Regions from separate parts of the Homo sapiens genome. Here region 2 is linked to region 1. A link is a loop called in an ENCODE intact Hi-C map of the cell type or tissue named here. Cell type or tissue: sigmoid colon. All regions are shown on one strand. Links, peaks and the distances in the headings refer to the core of each region. The heading gives the core; the rest is flanking DNA.

What was found. A loop is a pair of places that touch in the nucleus more often than their neighbours do. Peaks named below come from ENCODE experiments on the same cell type or tissue, not always from the same donor. Only the 100,000 strongest peaks of a DNase experiment are listed, where the experiment ranks them.
Region 2: it touches region 1 in a loop (8-fold over the local background); 2 of 110 quality-filtered maps call a loop at or near these places.

What each region holds. Positions count from the first base shown.
Region 1 is chr5:104,734,973-104,742,906 of GRCh38, reverse strand. All of the region lies in intron 2 of LOC105379109 (a long non-coding RNA gene), which reads left to right. Among named protein-coding and RNA genes, the nearest start is that of NIHCOLE, 660 kb to the right of the region's middle. In sigmoid colon, for the core only: no CTCF peak of the experiment used is centred there; no DNase peak of the experiment used is centred there.
Region 2 is chr5:104,538,553-104,546,486 of GRCh38, reverse strand. No RefSeq gene overlaps it. Among named protein-coding and RNA genes, the nearest start is that of NIHCOLE, 460 kb to the right of the region's middle. In sigmoid colon, for the core only: no CTCF peak of the experiment used is centred there; no DNase peak of the experiment used is centred there.

The DNA of each region.
Region 1 (7,934 bases), core at 2,362-6,361:
TTGCTGTTAAATGCTTGTTTACATCCATCAGTTTCTCATTATTTCTCTGCAAGGCACCAACATAATATAGAAGTCCTTGTCTTTTTGATGCTGCCTCGTAAACTCTTATCTTTCAAATGCCTGAATTATTGCATTTGAAAGGGTATTTTATTCCATTGGAACATATTTTCATGTCTCAAGTGGTGAAATCAATAGCAATTAGGGTACCATCTTGTGCCAGAGACTGTCTATGCCTCACCTACCACTTAGGATGACATCCATTTTACCTGTGGGCAGGTGATTGATCCTGTCTCCAATTCCCATCTTGCCACCTATTTTTGGACCTCTTTCAGTATCAATTGTCTTAGTTCAGATCCTCTAACAAAAGATGCTCATAAGAGTTTATCTATGCAAGAGATTTATTGAGGAAACACATGTAAAATAAAATGGGGATTGCAGAGCCAGAGAAGGAATAAGACAGGTCTGACTTCTGGAAAAACAGTAGCAAAGAGGTAAGATTAGGAACAGTCTCAGACTGTAGCACATCTCTAAGAAAGACTTGCTCACATCAATAGAATGTCCTTGAACCAAAGTCAGTGGTCAGAGAAGACATATTTTGCAGGAATAGATCTGCCGTTGTATCAATGCTTGGATCATCTCAAGAGAAGCATGATCTTGGCATAAACACTGGTAGATTCAGAGAACAGAAACAGGGCTATGAATCAACTATTTTTTCTGCAGCAGAAAGTCTCTATGTTGTATTTTCATGACTTCCATAGAAAACATAAACGTTTGTGCTGGGTTTTCAGAAGCTATAGCAGGTGGAATGTGAAATGGGAAGCTGTCAAAGTGCAAATGCATGGACATGTGAAGCAGAGTTATGATTAGGAAGTATAAGTAGAGCCAGTATTAGTGATGTGTAACTTTTGAGTGGGATTAGAAGTGAAGGAGATTAAGTCAGAGGCTCAGCTAGAGGCAAGATAATCATGGAGAGTGGAAATACAATGTGAAATGAACACTTGAGCAATTACTTATTTCTGGAGCAAAATCTTTGTGAAACTTGGTTTTGCTAAGTGTATAAAGACATATCTTTAATTAAGCTACCATAAATACTCAATAACTAGGGCTCTCACATTTGCTTGAATAGTTTTTGCATTGTTTGAGGTTGTCTAGCTGAGGAGGTAAAGGAAACTGAGATTGGTTCAAGCCGTATGACATGGTGCAAGGCTACACCTACCTGGAAGGAAGGATGCACAAAGATGCCATCCACTTAAGAAAGCCCTATGCTTGCTCAGAGAGTGTCATTTTTCTTTTTGTCACTGGAAACACAGCATTAGGCTAGTAATGAATTATTACCATCACTTATTAAAGTTCTTTCCATAGAATATACTTGAGTTTGGAATTCTTTGATATATGTCTCCTCCTCCTCCGCCTCCTCCTCCTTCTCCTCCTCTTCCTCCTTCTGTTCTTCTTCCTCCTCCTCCTCCTCCTTCTCCTGCTCCTCAATACTAGGGCTTTAAAGTATAGTACAAATTCCAGAGAGTCAGGATCACGTAATATACAGATGAGTGACCATCAGAATGACTTCAGACAGATCTACATAGGATGTATGAGTTTCTGAATTTAAAAATGTGAAAATGTATTATCTTGTGTCACAAGTTGAGCCATCACATCAATGCTTCTGGAATTTAACTCACTGAAGATAAGGTACATGGTCTATAATTTAGTCATTTCAATGACAACACAAGATTTTCAGACCTTTCTGTTGCTACTACATTTATACAGAGTACTTTTTCCACCTTTATAAAGATAATCATCACTATAATATTCTATGATATAGTTAACTGTATTTAATGTATTTTCCAAGATGATGGATAAATAATCAAGCTTTTTAAAAATTCTATAGCTGTATTACCATTTTAAAATAAATATAAACTACTCTTTATCACCACTGATGTCTCAAGACTAGCAGATAAAAGATTGGCTATAATGTATTATATGACATCATAATATTTATTTCCTAAAATGTTACTACCAAAGTAGATACAAATATTATGCATCATATTATTTTGGTGTCTTTTTTGTGGTACTCCTGCCTGTGAAAAGATCACATATTCCCACTCTGCTGTAATGTATCACGGCCATGAGACTTAGTTTGGTGTATGTCAGTGCCAAGTAGAATATTATTTTTAAATGCCAAATCTTGGTTTAAAATATCCCTGTCCTGTGATATAGTGATTGACAATACTCCAAATGGAAACTGCTTTATTAAAATGGATCCCAGAGTAAGTACCTGTGAAATAGGGTCTCAGTTGGTATATAACGTGATGAAAAAATAAAAAGAATTTAGCTTATACTCAAATTTAAATACTTAAAAATATCTATTTTCAACATGGGCAAAATCACCAAACAAAATATCCTAATTTGTAATGAAAATTGACCAAAAAGTATTGGTCAGGATTCCATCTTGATAGAGTTGCACCAACCCAGAGAAAGTATATATTGATTATAATAGATTTTGCCTCAAAGTAGTAGAAAATGTGTCTAACTCTAGCTCACACTTCAACTCTTAACAGCTGTGTTGCAGTTATCTGCAACACATGGCTAGCTAGCAATTAATGGTTTGGACAAAGAGTCTACATTTACTCTAGTAGTGTTTAAAATATTTGAGTGCACAAACCTTATCAGAACTATCACAGTTATACCTTATCACCCTCAAGCAAGTGGCTAGTCTGAGGCAATGGTATTGACTATGAAAGATGCCCTACCGTGATGGTTAGAGAAGACTACTGACAGGATTTTCAGATTTCTTTTTGTTGAACCTGTTATCCTACGTTGAAAAGCATGAGTGGAATATGCTGACTAATACATAGCTCAGTGTCTCAAAAAATGCTGGTTTAAACTTTAGCCAGATTTAAGGGAAAAAATAGTGCCTATTTGCTCATTGCTTTTTCTGTGTCAACATTGTTAGTTGGTCGTTAAAAGATATCCTGGAGTGAAAACAAGTAAGTTCACAACCACTAACTTAATAGTCATGATCAAGAGTGCAAATTAGCTAGGGTAAAGTTCCAATGTTCCTCACTACAAAAGCTCTAGAAGAAAAATAAAAATACCCATATATCGAATGGAAAGTAAGCTGTATAAATAACATTTTACCATAGGGAAAGGCATTTGTGAAACCGTGCTTACTGCAAAAGCCTAGAATATTTGTTGACAAAATAAATAGCTGACTAATAGTTTTTGAATAAAGAAAATTAATGTCCTTGAAGAAAGAATATTACTTCTTTTTCAGGGTGGATATCCTCCTCCACTGAATGCAAACTATTAAGTAATGAAAAGACAGCACTCCAAGCAATATAGATTTATAGGCCAACCTGGCAATCAAGGGTAACTGACATGAAAATGGATTGCTTCACATTTTAATTACAAAGGTATTAGCCCCATATAATGTTTCTTACAACAGAAGGTCTATTAATGGTTTTTCCATCTTACTGATTAACCATATTACCTTCTAGATACTCTTCAGTACCATAAATTGAAGAAAACACTAACTTTTTGTGGCTACTGTAATTGTCAAAGTATAATTACCTGTGTTTTCTCACCTACGTATTTGAGATAGAGACAAAACCAAGTAAGTTAATCCACTTATAATAAAAATGTCTTCTGAGAATATATTTGTGCTACCTTTTCTGAGGATAACTGTGGTTCAATATTGGTGATTGGGGTTCTTAAATTTTCTTTAATTTCATATGATATTTTAATAAAAAGCTAGCTTAGTTTTGAAAGTAAAACATTATTGTCCGTGAGACTTCCTTTTTCCTTCTCTGTATTTTAAAAGTTCATCTATATATTCAGTTTACTACTGTTACTACTTTAAACATGGACTGTCCTCACCCCTATTATAGAAGAGATCTTAGAAATAGTGACCTTTAGTTGTATTTTTAAATGACCTGTGTCTTTTCTAAAACTGAACTCTCATATGAGTTCTTTCTGTAAATGGATGGCAAGTTAAGTTTAGCAATTTAGTCATGAATTCAGACATAAAATAATTGTTTCATAAATTTCATTATGCTGTGGCATCAAACCAATAAATACAGCCCACACAAGACGTTTTAAGTCACTTACTAAAGACTAGACTTTTCAACTCTATGGCCTTAAAATTGATGGCCTCAATTCTCCACTTGCCTTGTAACCCTGATGGAGCTGATACAAGCATGATCCTCCTCGATAGTAGAAGTGCTATGCTTAAATTAAGTCCTGTGATGGTGCAGAACAAGTCATATATTTAAGTGAAACTGTTTCTCGGGTGAATAAGATACCTTGACATGTCAATGGAATATGAAACTCAATTTCACAAGATTTTTCTAGTGCCAAAAGAGATTTAAGTAGAGCTATCATTTTTAGTCTTAACAGAAAGAATAAGTCTTCCTCTATAGACCTCTGCATTCCTTGCTTCTAAAATTTAATTTTATCATTCCTTATAAAGCCCATTATTCTTTAGGCCTTCATGAAAGCAAAATTATATTTCATCATTGATTTGTTTCCTGTTTCCACTTTTAGAAACTCTTTATTACTTCCAATCATTCCACTGTTCATCCCTCCACCAAATTTAAGGTTCTCTTAAACTAACCAGACAGTTTTCGTAGACCTGAGTTCATTAAAGGAAAAAAAATGGAGGCTTACAGCATTTTTAAACTTATGTTATCTTAAGAAGGCTAATAAATAATTCTACAATCAGTGAAACACATGTTAGAAACATGCCCAGCTGAGTAAAATTGAGACCATTTTCCCTCAAAAATAGCATCAAAATCCCAAGAGGACTCAAAAAATTGAGAAAAAAAAAAGCCACAAATCAGTTTCTAAAAAGTTCTGAGTAGGTAATGAGAGTTTTTCTGCAGTAAGAATTTTAAAATGAATTGAAATTTTTCTTTAATTATTCCAAAATCATTGTGTTATTGTGTCATCATTGTTTATTTCCTAAAGAGTGATTATTTCATGAAGTATTATATAGTGCTTCAAACTTTTAAGTACCTTTTATTCCCAATCTTCTGTGATAACTCTCAAGTGTCTTTAGCTAAGAGCCATTCTTCCACTTATTACACCAGACATTGGTTCATTTGCCCAAATCAAACTTCAGATGTTCTCTGCTTATTTTTAATCAAAATTGGAATCAACATGCCTTCCCCAAAAGTGCTCACTAATCAACCTGCAAGTAATCAAATTAATATGTATACAAACTATCAGATATTCTTTAAGTAGAAAGAAACTAGTGCAATTTCAATGCACTAAAGAGAGCAGAAAAATATTTCACAGTAGAGAAGAGTGGAGAGCGTATGTATATGATTTTTTAAACTGAATTCCCTTCATTAATTAGCATATATTAAGGAACCTCACATTACTTTAGAGCATTACCATTTGGGGCAATGAGTTCATGGGCTGATGTTATGCCACTGCACATCACTGCATCTTATTTCTTTTTAATTTCTTTGATAACTAACATTTTTATAAATTCAAGATGTTTTAATTGTAGGATATACATGCCAATAATGTGATAATAAAGGTTCAAGGGAAATAAAAATGGTGGAGCTGATCCTGGTGGTGTTAGTGTAATTATCAAGTAGAAGAGGTGGTGTTTTTTTATAGTTCAATTAAAGTTTGATCTCTCATTACCTTTAATTACATCTGCCTTTTCTAGTGTGTCTTTTTATCCTGGAAGCACTTTGAGAGAGAAAAAGAAATCATTGAATAATATTCATCTGTAATTCCATGAATTCTCATTGTTGTTTTCACAGTATATCACCCAAGCCAGCACTAGCTTTAGATCAGTCATTGCCGAGAGGTCCATGCACAGATTAAATCTCTTGTTCAGCTAGATATTCAAACTTCACTGCTATTTCTGATGTATGTTGACAAATAGAAGAACACAGTCATATTTTGTTTTACTGTGCTTTGCTTTAGTTCACCTCATAGATACAGTGTTTTGTTTGTTTGTTTGTTTTGTTTTATTTTCAGATTGAAGCTTTGTGGCAACTCTGTGAACAGCAAGTCTGTCAGTGCCATTTTTCCAATAGCATGTGCCTACTATGTGTCTGTGTATGTCATTTTGTTAATTTCTGCAACATTTCAAACTTTTGTATTATTATTATATTTGTTATGGTGATTTGCGATCAGTGGTTTTTGATGTTATTACTGTATTTGTTTTGGGACACCACAAACCACATCCATACAAGACAGCAAATTTAGTCAATAATTATGTATATTCTGACTGCTCCATCTACAGGATGTTCACTGATCTCTCTTTCCCTTCTTAGGCCTCCCTAATTCCTGAGACACAACAATATTGAAATTAGCCCAATTAATAACCTATAATGTCCTTTAAGTTTTCAAGTGAAAGAGTCACATGTATCTCATCTTAAATAAAAATCCAGTAATGATTAAGCTTAGTGAGAAGGATGTGTTGAAAGCCGAGATAGTTCGAAAGCAAGGCCTCTTGCACCATTTAGCCAAGTTGTGAATGCAAAGGGAAAGTTCTTGAAGAAAATTTAAAATGCTACTCCAGTGAACACATAAGTGATAAGAAAAATAAACAGCCTTATTGCTGATATGGGGAAAGTTTGAGTGGTCTGGATAGAAGATCAAACCAGCCACAAAATTCCCTTAAGCTATAGCCTAATCCAGAGCAAAGCCTGGTGAGAAAGCTACAGAAGAAAAGTTTGAAGCTAACAAAAGATTGGTTCATGAGGTTTCGGGAATAAAGCCATCTCCAGAGCTTATAACTGCAGGGTGAAGCAGCAAGTGCTGATGTAGAAGCTCAGCAAGTTATCCAGAAAATCTAACTAAGGAAATTGATGAAAGTGGCCACACTAAACAGGTTTTCAATGAAGATGAAACAGCCTTATATTTGAAGTATTGGAAAAAGATGCCATCTCAGACTTTCATATCTATAGAGAAGTCAGTGGCTTGCTTCAAAGCTTCAAAGGACAGCTTGAACTTGTTGGGGCTAACACAGTTGGTGACTTCAAGTTCAAACCAAAGCTCATTGACTATTCCACAAATCTTGGGGCCCTTAAGAACTATGCTAAATCAATTCTCTCTGTGCTTCATAAATAGAATAAGAAAGCCTGGATGACAGCACATCCATTTACAGCATGGTTTACTGAATATTTTAAGCCCACTGTTGACATCTACTGCTCAGAAAAAAAAAAAGTTCCTTTCTCAAAATATTACTGCTCATTGACAATGCACCTGGTCATCCAATTGCTCCGATGGGGATGTACAAAGATATTAATCTTGTTTTCATGCCTGTTAACATCCATTCTGCAGCCCACAGTTAGAGGAGCAATTTTGCCTTTCTAGGATTATTGAAGAAGTATGTTTTGTAAGCCTATGGCAGCCGTGAATAGGGATTACTCTGGTGGGTCTGGGCAAAATACATTGAAACCCTCTGGAAAATATTCACCATTCTAAATGCCATTAAGAACATTCATGATTCATGAAAGGAGGTCAAAATACCAACAGTAACAGGAGTTTGAACGATGTTGAGTCTAACCCTCAGGGATGACTTTGAAGGCTGTAGGACTATAGTGGAGGAAGTAAGTGTGATGTGTTAGAAATACTAAGAGCATAGCTGGGTGTGGTGGCTTACACCTGTAAATCCAGCACTTTGGGAGGCTGAGGTGGGTGGATTATGAGGTCAAGAGATCGAGACCATCCTGGCCAATATGGTGAAACCCTGTCTCTACTAAAAATACAAAAATCAGCTGGGCATGGTGGAACTTGCCTGTAGTCCCAACTACTCTAGAGGCTGAGGCAGGACAACCTCTTGAACCCTGGAGGCGGTTGCAGTAAGCCGAGATCACGCCACTTCACTCCAGCCTGGGAGACAGAGTGAGACTCTGTCTCCAAACAAACAAACAAACAAACAAACAAAACAAAGAGTAAAAATACTAGAAGTG
Region 2 (7,934 bases), core at 1,611-5,610, 200 kb after region 1:
ACTTCCCACAACAGGAGACCAAGTATAGTTTGAGAAAGAACTTCACTCTTCACCCCAATGTACTCATTAAATTAGGATCTAGTGCTTTTTCCACTGGATAAAGCATTAGCAATGTTAAATTTTAAGCACTTTCTTATCTGCTTGGAATAAATAATAAATGGATTGTCAAACAAAAATTATTTCCACAAAAGATGGCCTCCTTTCTACATATCCTCCTTAAGCTTCTCATTTCTGGCCTTTTAGCTGATAAAGAACTGTCCATAATGTTCATTTCAGCCTAATTTAATGTGTCTAAATATATCTCAAAAATTTTAAAGCACTTTATGTATTATGAGTGACTGTCATCAGCTTCTTGCAGAAAGTTAGATATTTAAAGTTGCAATTATTTAGAAGCCAATAGCAACATTTATGAGTGTGTGTGTGTGTGTGTGTGTGTGTGTGTGTGATTTCTGTAAATGCAAACAAACAGAACAAGCAAAACAAATCCTGTCCTTGAGCTACATAAGACATCATCTTACTTGACCTTTAACTTTTCCCAAAAGGAAAAAGTTATGCATGAGGACATAGTCCTTTACACTTAAAGGCTCAGATGAAAGGATTTTTGTTCAACTGCAGTCTTTTAACTAGCAGGAAGGTGTTTGTGTATTTCTTTTGTTTTGCATTATTTTGTTGGGTTATATACCTGAGGCTATGACAATTCTCCATTCTTCAACATACAAATTATGTATTTCCTGTCAGTCTATCAATTATCATTCTATACCACTACAAGGCTGTCTCCTCAAATTCATAAAAGAAAGATGGCTTTGATTCCTCTTGATGTTGTTGTTTTTGAAGGATTGGTGAAAAACAATTAACTTTGTTTTCTGTAAGAATAATATAAAACTCATTAACTGGAAAGTATCATTTTGTGAATTACTCCAATACTTTGCATCAATGTTAGACTGTTCCAACTAGAAAATTCTAACATTTTGATTTATACTTACCCTTCAAACATTTACAGGATATATTTCATAGAATTTTAAACAAAGGAAATTTTAGTGTACATAATAATGTGATTCTAGACAAAGTAGGTCTCATATACAAAAGGGTGATCAGCACAGAATTTAGTGAAAATGTGACTCCCCTCCAAAATACACACTTTGCCACTGACTGATATTTTAATTTTAGCAATTAAGTGTAAAAGACGAAACTTTCAGAGTGTTCCATATCACTTTCCCCAACTTATGTATTCATTATGTTTTAGATATTTTATAATTATCCTACAATTTAATGCATATGATGTGGAAAAAGTACATTCTGCAAAATACAGATTAGTTTGTTTGATGTTTTGGTTCCCAGGAAGGATTCCAAAGATGTTTATTGAAAGCATTAATTATGTATATTAAAATAATTAGCATATTGATACTAAAACAAACATTTTTAGACAAATGTGTGTGAATTTTTTAAAATAGGTTGGCTTTCTAGGACACCATTTTAACTAGTTTAACTATAGTTCGGCGAGGCATTGTGTATGCCATACCATCTTTGTTTCCTGGTATAAGCCTAATATTTTTCTTGGACCTTTTCAACAGCTTTCAAACTGCATTTGCTGCCATCAGATTGCCCCCTATGTAATCCATTTTATTATTGATAAGACAAATATTCTTAAATATCAATGTGGTACCTTAAATATTTAGTTTAAATGCTATTTCTTTGATGTGTAATTTTCACATTTCTATAATCTCTCAAGAGGGGAAAATTCTCTTTTTACTATAAATTCTTGCATTTTTCTTTCTAACATTTCTAACATATACATTTTAATTATATATAAAATAGTAATATAACTATCAGCATCAATATAGTAATGATAGCTAATAGTTATTGAATAACTGCCTAATATGTGATAGGCTAATACCTTCACATATAGCTCATATTTAATATTCTAAGCCTTCTTATTAGATATGTGTTCTTGCTGATCTTTAAAGATGAGAACTTAAAAACTTATATGTAAGTCAAAGTCAAATCACTAGAAAGTGGTGGACATGGGTTCTAAATGTACATGAATTTACTTCAGCATTTGCCACCTTAATACCTATGCTCTATTTCTTGGAACTGAGGGAGAAATACCTAAATAAAAGGAATTTGAGAGTAAATTAGCTTTTCGATATAACTCTAGCAGAGCATAAGTATCCACAATGAATTTCACTACAACAAATCAGAGTTTAAAATATTTATAAAATAGAAACACACATAAAAAGTGGTGAAATATTTGCAGAATTTTAGTAAAATCTAATGAATTTACAAGTGTTTGCATAATCACATTCAAAGAGTGCTATTTTGGGTCTTTTGAGAAGGATTTTAGTACTTTCCTCTAGAATCCTTCTCTTAGCTTGGTCCTAATAATTTTTTCATGGATTTGGGTAAAGATGGTGTAAATTATTAGCAAATTTTCAGATAATATAAAACTAAGAGAATAGCAAAAATGACGAGTTATAGAACCAAGATGCTAAAAAGTCTTAACAGCATGAGGTAATTTTATTATAATATATTGTATGATAAATATAAGGTAGGGACAAATATAGTGTAAAGTTAATGTACCATAAATATTTGGGCATCTCAATTAAATTAGTTCTTTGTGAAACCTATTACCTAATTGTGTATTTGTAATTATGTATTTGTCTTTGTCAAGAAGACTCTGTAAAATCCTATAAGCTTATGAGAAACTTGGCTGTAAAATCATATAAGCTTATGAGAAACTTGGATCTGCCTCTATGTAAGACTCTACAAAATAGTTCTTGATTGATTTAAAGAGCTCATAAAACAAGTCCAAGATGGAAAAAAAGTTATTAGCATTTCTTGTTAAAAATTAATGACATGATTTGATGGTCTTTGAGGTGTGTCAGTGTGGCTGGGGTATAGTCCTCAATTATTTAGTTAAACACTAATCCATATGTTGCTTGGAAGGTATTTTGTACAAGTGATGTATTAGTCTGTCCTCACAGTGCTATAAGGAAATACTGAAACTGGGTAATTCACAAAGCAATAATGGACTCACAGTTCTGCCTGGCTGGAAAGGCCTCAGGAATCTTACAATCATGGTGAAAGGGTAAGAGGCATGTCTTACATGGTAACAGATAAGAGAGAATGAGTGTGTAGAAGGAACTGTCAAAGACTTTGTAAACCATCAGATCTTGTGGGAACTCACTCACTATCACAAGAAGAGCATGGAGGAAACCATCCCCATGATCCAATCACCTCCCACCAGCTCCTGCTCTCAACACGTGAGGATTATGAGGATTACAATTCAAAATGAGATTTGGGTGGGGACACAGAACCTAACCGTATCATGTAATTAAGTTTATAATCAGTTAAATTTAAGTAAGGGAGATTATCCTAAATAATTTTTGTGGGCCTGATTCAATCAGGTGAAAGCTGATTTATTTTTCATGAGAGAAAAATAAATTCCACATGTGGTCCACAGCTTTAGCCAGTACCTGGCAGTTCTAGACTACCCTTCTTGAAGATCTGCCCTTCTTGAAGACTTACCCTATGGATTTAGAAATTGCCTAGCCAGCTCCTATAATCAAGTAAGCTAATTCCTTGCAATTATCATACTATATATCTCCTACTGGTTCTGCTTCTTTGGTTGAATCTTGATAACAAGCATTAGTTAACAATTAGCTCAATGAGTGTCAACAATGAGATGTAGTTATTTCAAAAGTTAATTCGCTCTTGTGTTGCTGATGATAGAGTCAGTGAGAGCTCAGTGATGCATTATCAGATCACACTGGAGTGTAGATTATTAGCCTGCAGACTTAATTTCCCATGCTTCTGGAGAGACAAGTTAAAATAAAACATGCATTCTTAAAGAAGGATTGCTGAACCACTGATCTGAAAGAAGTGTGGATTCCAAGGCTTTACACAGATATCTTAGTGAGGTAAAATTTAGGACTAATCATTATCCCTAGCAGATATTCAATATGATAAGTTTATTCATGTAACAAGTGCAGATTGAATTATAATCTTACTTATCTGTGCAAGGCAGCTTTAATTAGAAGCACCATCAGGAGAAAGATTGTTGTAGTTGTAGAGAGTGAGGTTTCTGGATTTACACTAAGTGGGTGAGAAATTGTGTTTCATCAACTACTAGCTCTGTAATTGGAAAAATTTATTTTGTTTATTTTATTTAAAAGCATTTATAAGAGCTTACTATGCACTAGGACTTGTTTTAAATACTTTACAGTTATTGAGTCATTTGATATTTAGAAAAGAGGCAGGGTTTTTATTATACTCATTTATCAGTTAAAGAAACAGGTATTAACAAAAGGCACCATAGAGTACCAATTAAGCACATAGACACTTGAGGGTGATTACTTGGGTATGAAGCCTATCTCCACCACTTTCTACTGATGTGACTCAGATGATCTATTTAAGCTACCTGCATCCATTTCCTCAACTGTACCATGTGATAACAATAGTATTTGCCTCAAAGAGTTATGGTATAATTAAATTGGAAAACATGTCAAGAAATTAGAACGATGTCTAGCACATAGTAGGTGTTCACATTATGTTAAGTATTAACATTGTCACCATTATTAAGATCATTGTTAATATTATTGTTATTACAGATGGGGAATCCAAGTCTCCAAGAAAATTAGTCACTAAGCAGAGGTGAAAGGACCAATAAGTGAAACAAGCTGAAATTAAATCTCAGTTTATCTGTCCCCAGATCTTGGGCTTTTCCAATTATATCCTGCCTTTTTATGGAGGATCACTGGCCTCTCTCCATGGATGACAACTCATAGCTTGTCAACTTCACATTGTTAGATGCAATTAGAAGCGGAGTGACTCCAGGAGTCTGAAAAGCAAAGTAGATGAGTTCCAAGCATTGATCATGTCTTGCAACAGATGTCTTCATTATGTAATTCCAGAGCAACAGAATCATGTCACACACAAATTTTCCAATTCAGCTTATTCCAACATTAGCTTAGCCTCAATTTTGTACACACACCCAGTTGGCTTCCCATTTGCTGATCAATGCCATAATACAGATTATGAAGACAAAGTACTTTGAGTCATGAAGAGAGTAAAATGACAGTTTTGGAAACACAGTATGGATATCCTTAGTCTCAGCCTTGCTGAGTTCCTGTATGTCACATTGTTTTATCACTGTTTTAAAATCTGTTCAAAATGTTCACACAGTTTTATGATGATCACTTCCAGGTCCTGTTTGCCTGTTCCTTATTCTCCTGCCTATTTTTTTTTTACAATGACCTATGTCTTCATGTTGACAAAAGATGATAGTGTGATACATTTTTCACTTGCACATAACTACATCTGTGACTTTTTAAAAATAAGATTTTCTGTAAACATCTTCTGTTCACAGAGAAAATTGTCCTTCTGGGAACTGTAAAAATGGGAAAATAAATAGAAAATGTACCAAACAGAAACAGAATTAACACTAATCCGACCGCTTTGCAAAGTTTCAGCAACTTCAGACTTGATTTCAAAAACTTCCTACTTGATTTCAGAATGAAGTATTAATTATGTGACGAAGTGAATAAAACCCAAAGTATCCCTTTAGAGAAGTTTCCCAAGGCCATCACTTTCTCAGCTGAATACACTTCTAATGTCATCATCCAGGGAAATGAGAGTTTCAGCATAAGCATTGTGCCCCCTGGAATCACAGTTATTAAGTCTGCCCTTCTCCTGTAGGAACTCCCTACTTCACCATGTTCTTTCTCTCCAGCAATCATGCAATGTTATTAAACTACAAGCAAATCTCAAATTACAAATACAAATTATCCAGCTACAAGCATTCTCTCTCACAGTATTCAGTTCAGGTTGGCACATTTCCACACATAATAGAAAGAATGTTGGAAGAAAATCAAAAGAGCTTGGCAAAAGTCCCAGTGCTAGCACTTTCCAGTTCTGTGACCTTGGGCAAGTCATTTGGTCTCACTGGTTTACAGTTTCCACATCTTTAAAACAGAAGATGATAATCCCCTCTGTGGCCGGTGTGAGGATCAAGTACAATATCTGTGTTTAAGCAATTTGGAACTTAATTCCATATAAAACAGAGGTATCATTTCAGTTGGCTTCCTTCCTCCTTTAGTTTCAAAACCCAAGAAAGCACAGTAAAATTTTAGAGTATACAATGAATGAATATATGAAGGGATGATTTGGGGTTAAATTTTGTTGTTGTTGTTTTTGTAGGTTAATTAACTGATCTATATATTTAACCAATAACTATTGAGCACCTACTGTGTCATCCCTACAATAATACTGGACCCAGAGAAGGCAGAAGGTCTCAGAAATAAGTAAGTTAACCATGCCAGTTTTCAGTGTACTTACTGTGTGCCATGGTAGGATGCACAGAATGGAATAGGATGCAACTAAAACATAATTGATTTGGATGGAGAAAATGAGGAAAGAAAGAAATAAGTGAGAATAATGAGACTGGACAAGTTAGTTGGGGCTTGGATCACTTTATAAAACACTTTATTCTTTTAATAAATTTTTTATGCTGATGTTCAGAATGTAAATATATTTGAAAAATCATTCTCTTCTGAGTTCCCCAATGATCACAATGCACTTAGGAGACTATGTAATATGTTTTATGTAATGCATCTGCCAAGAATCAACAAGCTAGTTTGTTGGAAGACATCTTTACTATTTAATGTCCTCAAAATTTGGAATTCCTTGCTTTATACTGTGAGCACAATTGCACAATTGGTATGACTATTACTTTCCAATTAGTCCAACTGAGATAAAGGTTTTATTGTTTTGCCAGGCTCATTAAATATAGATCTCCATATCTAACTTCTCACAGGGCTAGAACTTTGTTGTGGTCACTATAGCTACTTCCTGCCAGCTGCAGATAATCTGCAAGATCACATTTACATTTATTTTATACCACACCAAAATTTACAAATGCTGTATGTTTCTCCCAATAAGGAGGGCTGCCTTAGTTTTTATTCCAATATTTGGATTAGTTTACCATTTACTCACTTGACAGTAATTTTCTATTTACTCATTATTTTCATTGCTTCTATGTAACTTCTTCAAAATCAGAAGGTTGTTTCCGAACACTACCCACTCCCAAGTCCTTATTAATGAACACCTCATCTTCCAAGTTACTGTTCCAAGCATTTCAGGTTCTAAGCTCAGATAATGGTTAAAACCCCCAACTCGCAGAACCAGGAGAGACCCATCAAATTCTTCACAATGCACCTTTACCTCTGAGGCACTTGGAAGTTGCAGGTTGGTTAGGTGGGGTTCTCCCCACTCCTCCGGTTCTACGCAACCACATTTTTATATTATCTAACAATTGCTCCAACTGCAGGGAGATCAGAGTGTGCTAATTTGGATGTCATATAGCCAGGGATTCTGTAGTTCACCCTGAGGTCTGAACCAGATCTGTGACAGATGAACATCTCTCAATTAGAACAGCTCTGCCAGGTCCACAGCTGACCCGCTCCCACATGACTGGAGAGATATGAACTCTCCTTTGTTGCATTTCTACCCTCCTCTAGGGAAGTGGTCAGAAAACTTTTTAACATACGAACAATATCTAGTTTTTTTAATAGAAAACTTTTTCTGGTCCTGTACGTAGTAAATAATTTACATTTTGTAAGCCAATCCCCGTCACAATTATCCAACTCTGCTGTTGCACAAAATCACTCATAGACAATACCTAAACGTGAACTTCAGCAACGTGTCCAAGACCTCACAAGTAGTGAGTGACTGTGGCAGGATGAGAATCTACTGCTAATATTGAGTAATAATCACTTTACTGAATTATTTTGCTCAATATATATGAATTGAGGACCTGCTTGTGCCAAGAACTCTTCTGGACACAGATAAACCTCATCATATAGCTTATGATTTAATTAAATCAGCTCCTTCATATGGTTAAAATAATACCTGACAGCTTAAAATTAAAAACCTATTGT